2 separate regions of the Mus musculus genome follow, and region 2 is linked to region 1. The links are chromatin loops, found by intact Hi-C in ENCODE. Cell type or tissue: heart. All regions are shown on one strand.

Region 1 (8,000 bases):
TCCCTCTTCTTGTAATAGTTCTTTACTTCAGAGAGGTTGCCTGCTTCAGATCCCACATCCGTGCAATCAGACCCTGCATCCGTCTTAGGCCCCACTCCATACTGACTATTTGAATGAACAGAGGGACCCCTCCCCCACGCCTACTGTTGCTGTATGGACCAACGAGGGTGTCATCGCATGGAGCAGGGAGTGCAGTGTCTTGAGAGGTAGACTAGTCAAAGACAAATGCCATCTCAATAGCAATGAGCATAGTTGGTAGCCAGATGTTGGTTCCTGAGTAGCATTCTACATTAAAAAGAAGCAGCACTCCATGGAAAAGTGGCCTGGTCCTTTGGTTGGAGCAAAAAAGATCCTGCAATATCTTGACATGTCAGAAAGTAAGGAAGTACTCAGAGAATGATAGGCTCAATACAAGGGCCCTGGAGCCAGCCAGCTTTACAGCATCCTATGGGTCTTGCTTTGTGCAGAGCATGCGCTATACATTATGAGAGTCACGTCTTATAATCTACTGAGTAAGAATGCGCAGTCCCTGTGGCTACAAACTGAAGAGGAGAAAGGGAAGTAGAACATTGGGATGCTGGCACAGACCTACACTGCCAGACCTTAGCAATCATCGCCATTAACTAAGCCAGGATCAATAATAGGCCAAGTTCCGTGCTGAGGAACAGCACCGTGATACTTACACGCTCTCAGAGGGTCTTTCAAAGAGATTCTTCTTGAGAAGCTGGGCCCGGTGCTCAGTAGTTGCTGCTCCTGCAGAGGACCTGAGCTCAGCTCTCAGCGTTCACAGGCTCACAGCCATTTATAACTCTAGTTGTAGGGGGTCTGACACGTTTTACTGGTCTCTGTGTCACTAGGCATTCATCTGACGAGTGTACATACACGCAGGCCAGTATGCACACACATAAAATAGGTCAATCTTTCTGTTTGTTCTTTTTGGTTTTTCCAGATAGGGTTTCTCTGTGTAGGCTTGGCTGTCCTAGAACTTGATTTGTAGACCAGGCTTGCCTCAAACTTACAGAGATCCACTGGCCTGGATCTCCTGGAGAATGCTGGAATTAAAGGCATGCACCAGTGCTATCCAGAAAGCAGATCTCTCCCCCTCCCTCTCCCCCTCTCCCACTCTCCCCCTCCTTCTCCCCCTCCCTCCCCCTCCCCCTCTCTCTTTCTTCCTTTCTGCTTTTAAAAAGATACTTCACATGTTGCAGAGATGTGGGCTGCTCTTGCAAAGGCCCAGAGTTTGACTCCCAGAGTTCATGTTAGGCAACTCATAGCTGCCTGTTAACTCAAGCTCCAGGGAATCTGAAGCCATTTTTCTGGTGTCTGTGGGTACCCACATGTATGTGTACATACCCACATACCGACACTCATACTTACACGTGCTTAAAAATAATTCTGAAGAAGATACTTGCTAATTACAAAGAATAAAATAGCAACAGTGGAGAGATTTTTAAAAGTTAGAAAAAGAAATTGGGTGTTTGTAGAGATAATAGAATTTTAATGATTTCAGAATCTGGTTGAAGATATGTTGTTGGATTTTTGTTTTTGTTTTTTTTTTTTGTACAATTCTTGCAGCTTAGTTTTAAACCATGCAAAAAGAATAATAAAGGCAGAAATGTTAAGCAAAAATAGAGTTGCAAGTGTGCCTTCTGTCTTGTGTTTTCCAGCTGCCATTACCCAGACCCAGGCCCAGAGAGCAGAGTGAAGAGGAGAGCAAATTGAAGCTTAGAGATGAACATTACCATCCAGGCAAGAAAATAACAGGTCTCACTAGGCAGTGGGCGCCGGGAAACTCCAAACTCCGAGGGGAGAATGTGGAGTCCCAGCTGTGGTCCCTGGATGGATGGCTCTGTGATGGAGCACCTGGAGCCTGTGAACCCTGCTGAATGCAAACACAGTCAGACCTACCCCCTTGCTGGAGTCTTCTCAGGCAAGCAGTAAGGGAGGCGGGATGCGACTCCCATTATACACGTGGGAAACCAGGGTTCAGTGAGGTTTCCAAGGTCGTCCTTCAGTTAGACTAAAGCATCTGACTTTTGTGATTTTTAAATTCTCAGAAGCCCCCAGAGAACAGTTTAGCTGCCCCGGCCCCATCACCTGAGTGTTTTTTCTAAGTCAGTGTTTTTTTTTTTTAAAGAGGATGGCCCAGAACCCGCAACAGCAGTGCCTAGATATTTCTTAGAAATTACTAATAAAGAGACAACGTGATGGCTCAGTAGATAAAGCTTACTGCCAAGCCTGTCTATCACCTGAGTTTGGTTCTCCAGACCTGTGTGGAGAGCATAAACTGTCTTCTGATATCTCCTGACTTCCACTTTCCTGCACATTCACACAAAATAAGTACATGGGATTATTTTCTTTCTAATGACAAACGAGTTAGATGCCTCTCTCTATACTAACTCAATCATTTGAGATAGAACCTAGGAGTGGTGCCCAATTATCTATTAAAAAACACTTCTCTCTCTCTCTCTCTCTCTCTCTCTCTCTCTCTCTCTCTCTCTGTGTGTGTGTGTGTGTGTGTGTGTGTGCGCGCGCGCGCGCCTCTCAAAGTCAGTCCTCTTCTCTCACCACGTGGGTTCATGGGATCATACTCAAATACCCAGGCTTGGCAGCAAACGCCTTTATCTGCTGAGCCATCTCATGACCACAATCAAGTGTTCCTGGTGATCTTGAGGCAAACTCAACTACACCCTGAGCTTCTTATGTCTCTTTAGAGCTTCTATGCAAATCAGAACTTCGCACAGAAACAAGGTTAAAGTTTTTCAGAAGGCATAATAATCTCTGTCTCCACTGCACAGCTAACCTCGGGAATTGTTGGGTGTCTTCCAGGATAGGGTCGCGTACAGGCTGGAGACAGAAGAGGGTCCACTGGAGTTGGAGGAGGGACTGATGACAATTTTTCGTGCTTGACTAGGCTTTTTAAAAAGCTACTTCTTAGGGTACATTAACCAGCCAGCGAAACCACTTGTTTCTGAGGGGAGGTGGGAGGTGGGGGCGGGGGTGGAGCGTGGGGCGGAGCGACATTTCGCTGCTCCGGAATCGGTGCCTTCTCAGTGGCGCCGCGCGTCCCCCTCCCCCCTCCGGATCTGCCCGGAGCTGGGCGCTTAAACTCAACTCTCCCTGCCAACACCGCCACCTTCACGGTCTCCGGTACCGGCCTTCTTGGAATTCCTCAGGCCGGGTCCCGCCGAGGGAATTCCCCGGATCGCGGCGAACTGCCCGCCCCCTCGGCACCCTTTCCTCCGGCTCTCCGCCCCCGCTGGAGCTGCGGGCTGCCAAGGAAGGCTAGGGTGCCACGGCTGGAAAATGAGCTGTGCCCGGAGGGTGGCCGAGGGCTGCAGGTAACTGGCGCGGGACCTCGGGGGGCAGCAGGCTCTGCGTCGGTGTCCCTTCCCGGCACTACCGCGAGGCGACCTGCTGCGCCCTCCCGCGGGCTGCGCCTTGGGGCTCCCGGGCTCCCGCGGGGCAGGACGGGCGGGGAAGGGTGCGGACCCCCCGCCCCCAACGTCAGGCAAGACTCTGACTCTCCACAGCCACTGTCCGGTGCCGGTTCCTTCCAGCAGCCCGCAGAGGCGGCACCGGTGAGTGCAGTCTGCGCGACCGATGCCTGGTTAAGATGGAGAAGTTTCTGCAGATCGCGCCGCACTCTCTGGCCATCGTCCTGGGCCCGGCCGACAGCTCCGCAGAGGAGAAGCCCGGGACGGTTCAGCCCTCGCCCCCGGTTCCCACCCAACCCCGGCAGCTCGCCCGACACCACATCGGGTACGAGATCTTCGCAGATTTCAAAGCGGAGAACATGCAACACTTCTGGAACAAGAAGGTCACAGCCGCGGTGGCCGAGACTTTTTTCCTAGGCTGGATCGACGAGCAGGTCTTGCTGATCCAGGGCAAGGAGGAGCATCTAGAGGCGCTGCGGGAGGGCTGGACACGCAGGGCTCTGCGACCCCCCTCTGGCTTCCAGATCCGCTGCTTGGGTGAGTGCCGCCGCTCCGTCGGGCTGCGGGGTCCCTGCCCTATCCCCTATCCCCGGCTCCGGAGGGCGCTGAGCCTGCGCTTAGGCCGAGTTCCCGGGGCCCCAGGATTCTCGCGCGCATCTCGGTCTGGGAAGGGGTCCGCGGCGCTTCGGGAGCGCGGAATCGGGGGACTTTAGGGCACTTGGAACGTGGACTGCTCCTTGCACCACGCGCGTCAGGGGCGGCCAGGGGAGCCTCCTGGCGGCGTCGGTGGCGCGCCTTACGGGGCGGCGCCTGGGGCTGGCCAGGTAGGCGGCGCGGAGTTCTAGGGTGCACACGGGTCGGGGCTACGGATGTCAGCTTTTCCACGCCTCGCGGGCGTGGGGAGTGCGGGCCAAGCCGAGGGAGGGCGCGGAGAGTCGGGATTCCAGTGGTACCAGGTGTGCGTGGCCGGCCCTTCACAAGCGCCTCGGTCCCAAGGACATCCTTTTCCAGGGTGGCGACCTCGTGGGGCACGTCGTTTGGCTCAGGTGTGTTGGCGCCGTTCTCACTCTCCCGCATTTCCGTACAAGACAAAAGGTATAGTTCTTTGCTTGTGGAGAACTTCCAAACAGTACTGTGTGATTGAAGGTGGAGAAAAAAAGACAACTGAGAGGAGCTAGGGAAAACGTTTGATCTTTTAGTTTGTTGGTGGCGAAGGAGAAAAGAAAATACTGAGCAGAATAGCTGAAGAGGGGTTTTCGTGGCTGTAACTCAGGGTTGTATTGACTTGTATTTTTATTGCAATCCTACTTAATATGTTTTTCTTAATCCCGGGCAACCTGGCGCTTAGAAAACTTTAGTTTTGGACGACGGGCCCGGTGGCTAAGAGCAAATATAGCACATAGCGATGTTTTATGAAACGATCCGATAAAGAAAGCATTCTTTCTAGTTCCAGGGCTTAAACATTCTTTTATGACATTTTGGGAAGAGGTCAAAAGTTCAAACTGTAGAAGCCCGTAAAGCGACCTTCTGTGGTCCCCGCGGCCCCCCTGAAGGATTAGCTTTTACCTACTAATGTGTTTTCTATGCGGATGGTAAACAGATAGCATTTTTATTTTGCTGTATTTTGTCTTTTTTTTTTCTTTTTCGTAGCAGAGATTTGTTTTTGTGAAAGTTCCTTTGAATGGACCAGACAAACATCTAGTGAAAGCTTGTTTCTTATTGTCTCAAAGACCGATCTTGATTCTACCCCTCCCCCCACCCCCCCACCCCGACGCCCCGCATCTCCCTAGTTCAGCCCCTGTAATTAAGCTGCCTGCATTACTAAAGGGGCCGAGATGAACGCCTCTGAGGGTTGGTCTGCCTTTACTTCTTTTACAGTGCAGGACTTGAACATTTGGAGGCGAATCGTCATCCTTAAGTTTGTGCACACATCGTCAAGACCTTTTCTACAGTATTTTGTTAGTTTCCTTTGAAACTCGATCTCAGGCTGCTTTTGTGTTTGGATTTGGAGTTTTCATCTATGTACTTTATAGTCTAATGTACCCCTTGTAAAACTGAAAAGTTTGACAATGGCCTCCTTACTCGTTTCATCTGGAGGCCGTTGCACGCCCACCAAATTTGGGGATAGGATCTAAGGAACAGCAACATAGTTTCATTTGAAAACATTTCGGTATGTTCATTTTTTTAAAAAATGTTATTTTATGAGTCTTTATAAATAGATTGCAATGAGTGATCTGTCATATTCACCAGAGAGAAGCATTTTGACAAATGTGAAAGGTTCCAAACCCATTGCTGAAGTTGCTTGATTATTGCCGTTATTATGAATATTGCCTGTTGCAGGCTGACCTTCTCCTGATAGGAGTCTGCTTTGGCTACTGCAGGATTAGGCTCAGCCCTTAACTTAGGGTCTTGGGTTGGAGGAAGATGCTTCATCTTAAAACCCTGAGGCATCAGATAAAAGAGCTGGGGCTGGGGAGTTGGGGGTGGTACCTGCTGATATGCAGGTGGCAACTGCCTTTTGAACCCCCTTGGGGGGTCAAGATGTCTGCTGGTGCTTGCTTCACTTTCTCCCCACTAATGGTGGTTCTAATGATGGGTTGTTAGAGAGATTAGGATGTGTTATAAAATTCTCCAACGGGAATGTCAATGCCTGTGGCAGGCCCCCTCTTTTCTCGGAGGTACTGGGGACTGGCTCACTGCCTTTCATTCTGAAACACAATGTTACTACTGGTGACAAATCAAAAGAAAGAAAGAATCACACCATAAGCGGTGAAATCTGATTTTGAAAAATGAGATTGACGTTTTAGCATGCCCTCGGACTCAATCTATGTACAAGAGCAGGAAGCAAACACCGGCTTTGATACTTTTTAGTAATCTGGGTTTTTTTTTTTTTTTTTGGTTTATATTTTAATGTTACTACATATCTTTTAGTAAGTCTTCCAACTGATCTTCTATTTTGCACTTAAGCATGTGGTCAGATACCTTCATTCTCTTTTGTGATCTCAGTTAATGACTTCATGTGGGTCAGCCACAGAACCAGAGACACCAGTGAGCACTGCAGAGAGCATGATATTCCTACTTGCTGAACATGAACATGAACCAGGCGGGGCTCCGAAATAACCGACAGCCAATTGTTAGCTCACGGTTTATTATTCTTGCAGTAATAATGACATTCACACAAGGGATCATTTTCTAGATGGTTCCTTAGATCCCACCAGGGACAGTGAACTTGTAGTGAACTTGTTCTCTCAGATTCTCCCAGTGAAGAAGAGAAAAGAAGGCTTTGTTGCCAGTCTCAGATGCACATCTCCTGGGCCAGTGCCCCTACGCCATCCTGGACGAGAGGCTGCATAGACAGTACCTAGAAACTTTTGTCTTGTTCTGCCCTTCATATTTTACTTCATAGCTTACTGGGAAGTGGGAAACATCTACATTGGAAAATGCAAGCGTTTCAGTGTCTGTAATCCCCAAAGTATACGGTTCTAACCAGCTGTAAAATTTTCCGGTGAGGGTTGGACGCCCAAGTGGTGATTACAGGATCAACCAAAAAGGAGGGAATTAAATAACTCAAAGGACACGAAGTTTCAATTTGGCATATTCAAATCCACCACTTAGAAATATTCTTTGAAATACCCTATGGTATGCAAATTGAATCCAAGGGTCATTTTTTAATCTCTAGGGTACCCCCAAAGGAGACTTAAACGTGTATGCAAGAAACTAGTTATTATTTTTAACTGACTCTGAATTTCGAACATGCATAACACGTTTTAAAATTGTCCTGTAAAACACTTTACCTTAAGTCCCGTACATGTTCGTTGGGGTTTTCCAATGCCGATCTCTTGTCACTTCCTGAAGATACAAGGGCTGATAAGGCATGCGGTTTGGGGGTTGGGGTTCCGACTGGAGGCGCTGGGCAGTCAGTTTGGGGGCTGGGGTGCAGACTGGAGGCTCTGGGCAGTCAGTTTGGGGGCTGGGGTGCAGACTGGAGGCGCTGAGCCATCAGTTTGGGGGCTGGGGTTCCGACGGGAGGCGCTGGGCAGTCAGTTTGGGGGCTGGGGTGCCGACTGGAGGCGCTGAGCAGTCTGGGTGCTTCCTGAGCTTTTTGTTGTGTGTTTTGGATGAGCGAAAAGTTACATTCACTTTGTAAGCAGGCAGGATAGGTTTCCCGGGGTGAGAAGAGCCAGGCTTTGTGTGGGTGGGGGTGTGTGCTGGCCTAGGAAGGCTTCAGAGCAGCAGGCTGGAGCCAGGGTTTGCAGGACCGTCAGGTGCAGGGGCTGCAAACTTCAAACCCTGTTTGGAAGTGGATGGGCACGCAGTGGAAGTTGTTGTAAGGAGCAAGGGCCCTGTGTGAAGGGTTGGAAGGAACTGGGAACAACTGGGAGTGGGGCTTTTATGCCGGGAGAAGGAGTGTTTCAATACAGTTTTTTAGAGTCAGAGAAGGTGTCAGATGGGCTGGAGGGCACAACAGGTACAATTTATTATTATCTGCAGTCATGGGGACCAACCGGTCCCGTATCAGAGGATTTCTTTTATGATACACTGTAACTTATGCTGTCCACAGTC
Region 2 (8,000 bases), 82 kb before region 1:
CTTCCCTTCCTCTCTTCTTTCCTTCTTTCTTTTTTCTTTCTTGCTATAAAATAATTTGGACAAAGGAAACTGATGCTATCATTGTTTCTTCAAGCTGTCCGTATTCATTGCTTTTCAGTGGGACTTTGTTGTAGATCTATAAAGGTCCCACTGGTGTCGGCGGTGGTGGCGGTGGTGGCGGGTGCATATGTATATATGTGAGCACACACATCCATGTGAAGAGGGTGTCAACTGTCCTGCTACGACTCCAATCACTGGTTTTTACTGTTATGAATATTGACAGATTAGCTCAATAATAGACTTACGTGTCATAGAAAAAGTAATATAGCATTTCTGAGCCTTGGCTTGTAAGAACAGTTCATTTGTAATATATTGCTTTATTGTCTACTGAGGTAAAACTCTCATGGGTTAAATTACGATGTAGGCTATAAGGCTTCTTCCTTGCAGTTGTCTTACAGACAGGAGAGAGCGCTAGCGAGTGCTTCTGTCTTCGCTGCCCGTCTGCTGGGAACATTGAAGGTGGAGTGGCAACGGGACATTACATTATCTCCTGGAAGAGGTAAAAATCTTTGCTCTCCCTCAGTGTCTTCTCATAATATCTTGACTGTTTGTCATTGCCATTTATCCTGATGGAGTGACAGTCATAAGTGTGATGACTATGTTAAATCTCAATGATGAGGAAGATGAAACAAACTTGGTTTGACACAATTTCTGACTGAAATGCCAGTGAGACTTCAGTCATACTGAAGCTGAATACAGGGTTGTGAGAGCGTCAGGTGGGAGTCCTGTAGTCAGAGGGATTGTCTACAGAAGAACCCGAGAGCGATTGCCAGGAAGGTGGCTCGGCAGCCAAAGGGTGCCTGCTGCCAAGCCTGACAGCCTGGGCTCTATCTCCGGAGTGCACATGATGGAAAGACAAGTGTCCCCCACAAGTGTCCGCTGACCTCCACACTCAGGCTGTGACCACACATGACTTTTTTTTTTTTAAGATTTATTTATTTATTTTATGTATGTGAGTACACTATAGCTGTACAGATGGTTGTAAGCCTTCATGTGGTTGTTGGGAATTGAATTTTTAGGACCTCTGCTCTCTCCAGTCAGCTCCACTCCACTCAGCTTCGCTCACTCTAGTCAACTCCACTTGCTCAGTCCCTGCTTGCTCCAGCCCACAGATTTAATTATTATTATAAATAAGTACACTGTAGCTGACTTGAGACACACCAGAAGAGGGTGTGAGATCTCATTCCGGGTGGCTGTGAGCCACCATGTGGTTGCTGGGATTTGAACTCAGGACCTTCGGAAGAACAGTCAGTACTCTTACCTGCTGAGCCATCTTGCCAGCCCCCCACACATGACTTTATATATGTATGCCTATGTACGCACTTAAACATAGACAAAGTAGATTTTTTAAAAAGACAACCAAGGGATTAAGGACTAAGGGGGTTACTGGATATAATGTGACTGTACAACACTCGGTTATGTTTCTGTTGGTAGAAATAAGCCTCTTGGTGTCTTAGAAAGGTGTCATCTGGAGCTGGGATGATAGCAGTTAAGAGCCCCTGTTGCTCTTGCAAGAAGACCTGGGTTTAGTTCCCAGAATATACTGGCTTATAATCATTCATAACTAGGAGATCCAATACCCTCTTCTGAACTTCATGAGCACCAAGCACACATGTGGTGCGCATATATCCATTCAGACAAAAACTTACACACAAAAGATAAGGCTAAAAATATTAAAATTAAAATTTCCAATTCATTGAAAGAAATCATAGAGAATGAAAAGACAAAATGCAAAATTATAATTTTTTGTTTCTACTGTGCACTTGTGTTGAGTTCTGACTATGCCCTTTGAAAGCCCACCTCAGCAGCATCCCAAGAGAGAAGAGGAGTTTGTGTCTAGTGTAAATCTGCAGTATTTTTGCCTTGAAAAATCCTGCTTTCCAGACACAGGATCCAGTGATGTGCTTCAAGTGTTAACGGTCGTAGCTCCTGCCTTAGCTCCCAGTGGTAACACCCAGTAGCCCTGGGTTGTAACATCTGCTCATTGACCATTCAAAACAACAGTGGGATTCAAAATGCTGTTGGTGGAGTTTTGCGAAATGGATAATTTGTTTTCTTTTGAAGGAGTTGATAATACAGGTTCCTGTGTTTGGTTAAGTAACTTTCTAAGTGTGAGTTTCAGAGCTGCACTTTCTGCCGTAGGGCCTCGGTTGTGGAAAGCATCCCCGCCGTCAGCACCGTCATCACACTGCCTCACGTGATTGCTGAAAACATCCCTCTCCACGTGAACGCAGGTGGGATTTTCATGGTGCTCATACTGGGCTTCGAGGAACTTAGTTTGGTAGCAGTGTATTATGCAAAATGGCTAACATCTCTAAACTTTTTTTTTTTTTTTTTTTTTTTTTTGGTTTTTCGAGACAGGATTTCTCTGTGTAGTCCTGGCTGTCCTGGAACTCACTCTGTAGACCAGGCTGGCCTCGAACTCAGAGATCCACCTGCCTCTGCCTCCCAAGTGCTGGGATTAAAGGCGTGCGTCACCACACCCAGCAATCTCTAAACTTTTTATGGTCCTACCCCAGCTATTATCAGCCATATCCCACATGCCATTTCATCTAAATGGACTTAAAATTATCAGTGGATTCTTTGTGTAGGAGGGTGGCTGAGGCATGATCTCATTATTTAGTCCTGGATAGCCTTGAACTTTGTAAGTAGACCAGACTGGCCTCACACTCACACAGAACCTCCTGCCTCTGCCTCATGAATGCTGGAATAAAAGGTATGTGCCGCTCTGTCCAGCCTAGCAATAGATTCTTAAACATCACCAGATTCTAATGTTGAAACTTTGGTTGTCTGGGTGTTTCTCAGCTCCTCTTCAGGTCTTTCCACGGCAGGGTGTGGCTAATTCTTTAGCCGTCTAAGTCTCTAGGTGGGCTGCTGTCTGCTCCCTCATTGTTAGCCCCTAGCTCTGTTTTCAGTGTTCCTGTTTGCACACCTACCTCCTCTGCTGCTTCCACCTGCCCTTCCCTCTTCCTCATGCTTTGTTGAGGAAGCCAACTCATTTGCTTGGATTTTGCTGATTTTATGATCTCATTTTTAATTGTTTTCACATCCCTGTAAATTGACAGTCATCAGACTTAGCAGATTCAGTTTACAGTTTTGTTAGGAATGCTTCATGTTCCCTTTAGTGGGCATATAATCTGCCTCTCTCCTGTTTTAACACAGGATCACATACAGTCCAGCTAATCTCAAATTAGGAAGCACATAGTAGCTATTGTAATTTCAACCTACCACCTTCTGTCTCTCTGTCTCTGTCTCTCTCCCTCTATCTCTCTCTCTCTCTCTCTCTGGTCTTTTTAAGGTAAGGCGACATATAGTTCAGGCTAGCCTCAGACTCACTGCATAGCCAAGGCTAGCCTGAAACTCCTGCTGTTCATTCTACCTCTCCTTCCAGGTGCATGGCTTCCAGCTGTGCCCCACCACATGCCTGGCACACTTCTCCTCTCTCCGTTGAGTAATTCTATTGAGAGAAACGTTCCATTATCAGCCCCTAGCATGTCTATGATGACTTTAAAAATAGCATCCAGTGCCTGCCTCCTACCATGCAGCCACCTGAGTGCTTGCCTAAGCGGAGCTGCATGTGACAGCACAGCACACATCACGTTGCGTGGCCTCTGCAAGAGTGGTCACAAGCTTATAAAACATTTCACTTTTATATGTTGGTAAAAATAAAGCTGCAGAACTCCGGTGAAAAGGGCAAATCTGAAGGAGTGAATGAGGGAAATTTTACCTAGGCTCAGTAAAATGTTTGCTTATTCTAGTTTAGGAACTGTGATTGATATTTTGGGAGATGGTTTGCAGATTTGTAAAGTTATTTGTAAGTTTGTGGCAGCCAGACTCCCTCTCTGTCCGTCACAGGAAGTAATTCCTCCTCAGCCTGTCCTGTCAGCATCCTTTCCCAAAGAAAGGATCCCACACACAAAGCCGTAACTTGTGTACCACCGTGTCTGTGTCTGTCTAACACACGCCTGTGTGATGAGCTGCCTTTCACCTCACGAGAACCTGTGCTTCCTCCACAGACCTGCCCTCGTTTGGACGTGTCAGAGAGTCGTTGCCCGTCAGGTACCACCTGCAGAATAAGACCGACTTGGTTCAAGATGTGGAGATTTCTGTGGAGCCCAGTGACGCCTTCATGTTCTCAGGCCTCAAACAGGTACAGGTCATCTTTGCTGCTGCTGCTGCTGTGTGTGTGTGTGACCACAGGAGTGGGACCAACAGAGAACTGGGGTCGTGTTTTCATAGTGGTAAATGTTTAAGCCTTTGTAAAGATTAACTTCCTGCAGAGGTGTGTTGCCGTTTCACATCTTTGAGATCAGACAGATGGGTTCTTACCCCTAATAAAGCATGGCTCACTGGCGACAGGACTACATTATAATAACACATTAGCATCCCTGAGCACCGTAACCTCTTCTCTGTTTGCCCGGTCGTGGCCTGTGGCCTGGACCACAGCCATACTGAGGTTAAAGCTGCTTGGCTTCTCTGAAGACTTATACAGGGTTTCATCTTGCATAAAATGTACTTTTCTCTGCTATGTTTAGGAACTATTTATTTATTACCTATTCAACCTTTCTTCCTTATTCAGTCACGTCAGATGGAAAAGTTTATCAATTTTTAAAATGAAAAACTCTGTCAAAAACATGTTCCTGAGGAGAGTCAGACGCTCAGACGCTGCACGTTTGTCAAGGAATGACTTTTACTATTTTGCTTTTTGGTTTTTTCAAGACAGGGTTTCCCTGTGCAGCCCTGGCTGTCCTGGAACTCAGAGATCCACCTGCCTCTGCCCCCAAGTGCTGGGATTAAAGGCCTGCACCACCACTGCCCAGCAACAATGCCTTTTATTAAAAAGGGACAGTTTTAATTACAGGACCAAATGTGTCTTAACACAAGTGTCTACCTCAAACAAACCAACCAGTTTGCTGTACATATTCAGAATTCTGAATTTGTTGTTAGATACACAGCAGAATTATACATGAATTATGTAGTATTGCTGTGTATTGTTATAAATGTATACATGTCCTAGCTTTAGTCCGTCACAAGCCTGTGCTATGCTGTCCCTGGCACAGAGTGTGCACACACATACGTGTTTCTCATTTGTAAACTAGTAAGCTGTTTCCGGGTTATTGTCTTGCCAGAACTTTACAGTGTATATTTTTCTAAAGTTTGATCTTTTTTTTGTCATGAAGTTATTACGAGTTAGGAATGTCATGTCCATGTGCATCAGGGTAGCTGTGGAGGTCAGAGGACATTGTGTGGGGGACAGTTCTCTCCTTACATCATGCGGGACCTGGAGACTGAACCCATGTTCTCAGGCTGGCCAGCATGCAGAGCCCTGCTCTACAAGTTGTTTACCTTAATATATAGTATGAAATTCCTATAAGAAATAACCAAAATCAGATAGTTTTTATTTTGATGAAAAGTGCCTATAAAGAGATACAGGAGTTTTTTTTTGGTAAATTATTATATAATATCTTTTGAAGATTGTAATATGCCTGGTGTAGGACAAAATGGTAACTCAACTAGAGTCCTTAAGAAGGCACGTGCTGCCTGCCCTTCTGATTTTGACAGAAACTGAGTGCTGGCGCCTGTGTCATAAAGTGCATTTCCATATGTTTGGAAGGCTGGCTAGAAGAGAGCATGCAACTTCACCAGCAGGGTTTGTCCTTCATAAATAACTGAGGGCACCGATGTAAGGGATGTGCGTTCATACAGGAAACTCTGAGACTGTTTTCCTCTGGCTCTTCATCACTAGATCCGATTGCGTATTCTCCCTGGCACCAAACAGGAAATGCTGTATAATTTCTATCCTCTGATGGCTGGGTACCAGCAGCTGCCGTCGCTCAACATCAACTTGCTTAGGTTTCCCAACTTCACCAACCAGCTGCTCAGACGTTTCATCCCGACCAGCATTTTTGTGAAGGTGAGACTTCCGGTTTTCCGGCCTTTAAACTCATTATCTTAAAAGCAGACAGAAGCCTCGCCGAGGGAAAGTGAAAGCTAGCAGTGATGGCATTTGCTTTTAGTATATGCATTTGGTAATTGTTTATTTCTGTGGTACCATTTTATAGAATCTAAATTCAAAGACTGTCATTTCCATAGATCAGCAGTTCACAACCTGTGCGTTGCTTTTTTCTGATGGTCTTAGGAACTTTCAACCATACATTCATTTTTGTTGCTACTTCATATCTGCAATTTTGCTACTAAGCCATGTCTCAGTTCTTAAAGCCATCCGCTATACGTGTTTTTTGATGGTCTCGACCCACAGGCTGAGAACCTCTGCCTTAGATATTTAGTGATTTGTCTTTTTGGTGACTCTGAACTTGGTTTCCCTTAGACATAGTGAAATGTGTGTTCAGTTGTAGTTCATAACTGCTTTCTATCAGATAGGTTCACTTTCTAAATAGCCTTGAACTTTCCTAGCTCTTACCTCTTTAATAACAGGATTTAGATTCCTTCTGAAAAGGGCCAGAAATTATATTCTGAATTAATGTGTCAGTTTTAAACAGTCACTCGTTTCGGTGTCTGCCTTGATTGCCGTGTGTGTGTGTGTGTGTGTGTGTGTGTGTGTGTGTGTGTGTGTGTGTGTCAGGAGAGGTTCCAGGTAATAAGCGTAAGTTTTACTGTAATTAGCATGCCTTTTTCCAACCACCAGAGCACCTTGTTACCTTCGCTGCAGTCGAGGGTGGGCTCGACTGCAACATGTAAACAAATAACAGTTGGGATAACTAATCTGAGGTAAACTCACTCCTGCCCACTACACCTGGGAGGGGCCCAAAAGCACATCCCAAGAACAATTCATGTTTTTGAAGATACTGAGGTCACAAAACTATTGTCCAGTTATTTTTGAAGTTTCTAATTCTCAGAATTCCTCAGAATTCTCCTTACGAGACTCCATTCTTGGAGTGTGTTCAACACACACATATCCTACACGAGTTTATAAGGTGCACTGGTCCATATGTGGTGTGCAAATGCACACTGCACACTCACCCACATACACGTGCGTTGACGCCTTTGGAGACCTGTGCTACCTCAGGATAGCAGACAGTTTGGATCACAGCATTATTCAGTTTCATGTTCTGAGCACTTTCTCATGCTCTGCAGAAGTTGACTGTTGAGTATCTGTGATAAAATCACTTGCAAGCATTTCTTTTCAGCCAGGCATGGTTATACACAACTTTAGTTCCAGCACCTGGGAGGCAGAGGAGGCTGGGTTTAGTCTATATAGCGTTCGAGGGCATCCAGAGTTACAGAGAGAACCTGTCTTTAAAAACAAATCTTATACCCATTAGATGATTCTGTAACATGTTGCTAACCTATTGTGGATTTTACAGCTTAAATAGTTATATTCATCCTCAACACTATAAAACAAACAAACAACGCAGTTGTAATGCTGTGCAAGTCTGCATGCCTGTACATCCGTGCACGTGCACATCTGTGTAGGGTCAGAGGTCAACCTTATATTGTTTGTCAGGTGTTATCCATCTTGCTTTTTGAGGTAGGATCTCTCACTGGCCTGGAACAGTAAGCCAACGTTGACTGCCCAGTGAGCCCCAGGGATCTGCCTGTCCCCCGTTGTTGGGATCACAAGCACATGCCACCAGGCCCTGCTTTTCCCCTGACATCTGGGGGTCAAATCCTGATCCTCAGTTCTGTGATGTCTTCGTTTGTCCTTAGCATCGACTGTTGGGGTGTGGTGTTCTATGTTTTATTGTCAGCATAGGGAAGCGAAAGTATTTGCTTCTATCCTTGAGCTTAGGGATGGGTGGATGGACGGATGGACGGACGGGTGGATGGATGGGTGGATGGATGAATGAATGGGTGGGTGGATGGATGGATGAATTGGTGTGTGGATGGATGGATGGATGGGTGGGTGGGTGAGTGGGTAGGTGGGTATTTTGGGAGATCATTGTAAGTCACATTTTTCCCAAACTTGAGATCAGAGGATC

Evidence for each region. A loop is a pair of places that touch in the nucleus more often than their neighbours do. Peaks named below come from ENCODE experiments on the same cell type or tissue, not always from the same donor. Only the 100,000 strongest peaks of a DNase experiment are listed, where the experiment ranks them.
Region 2: a loop joins it to region 1, with 2.3 times the contacts of the local background. A loop is called at or near these places in 4 of 42 quality-filtered maps.

Annotation. Positions count from the first base shown.
Region 1 is chr8:47,408,922-47,416,921 of GRCm38, reverse strand. It overlaps a transcript of Stox2 not described here. Among named protein-coding and RNA genes, the nearest start is that of Gm22857, 27 kb to the left of the region's middle. In heart, CTCF peaks have their summits at 3,418 and 4,227; DNase peaks (open chromatin) are centred at 2,611, 3,171 and 4,281; H3K4me3 peaks cover 2,936 bases; H3K27ac peaks cover 1,668 bases; H3K27me3 peaks cover 5,851 bases.
Region 2 is chr8:47,491,213-47,499,212 of GRCm38, reverse strand. It overlaps Trappc11 (trafficking protein particle complex 11), which reads left to right. Exons shown (of 30, transcript NM_177240.3): 26 at 448-559; 27 at 2,203-2,294; 28 at 4,077-4,210; 29 at 5,807-5,974. Among named protein-coding and RNA genes, the nearest start is that of Trappc11, 38 kb to the left of the region's middle. In heart, no CTCF peak of the experiment used is centred here; a DNase peak (open chromatin) is centred at 3,592.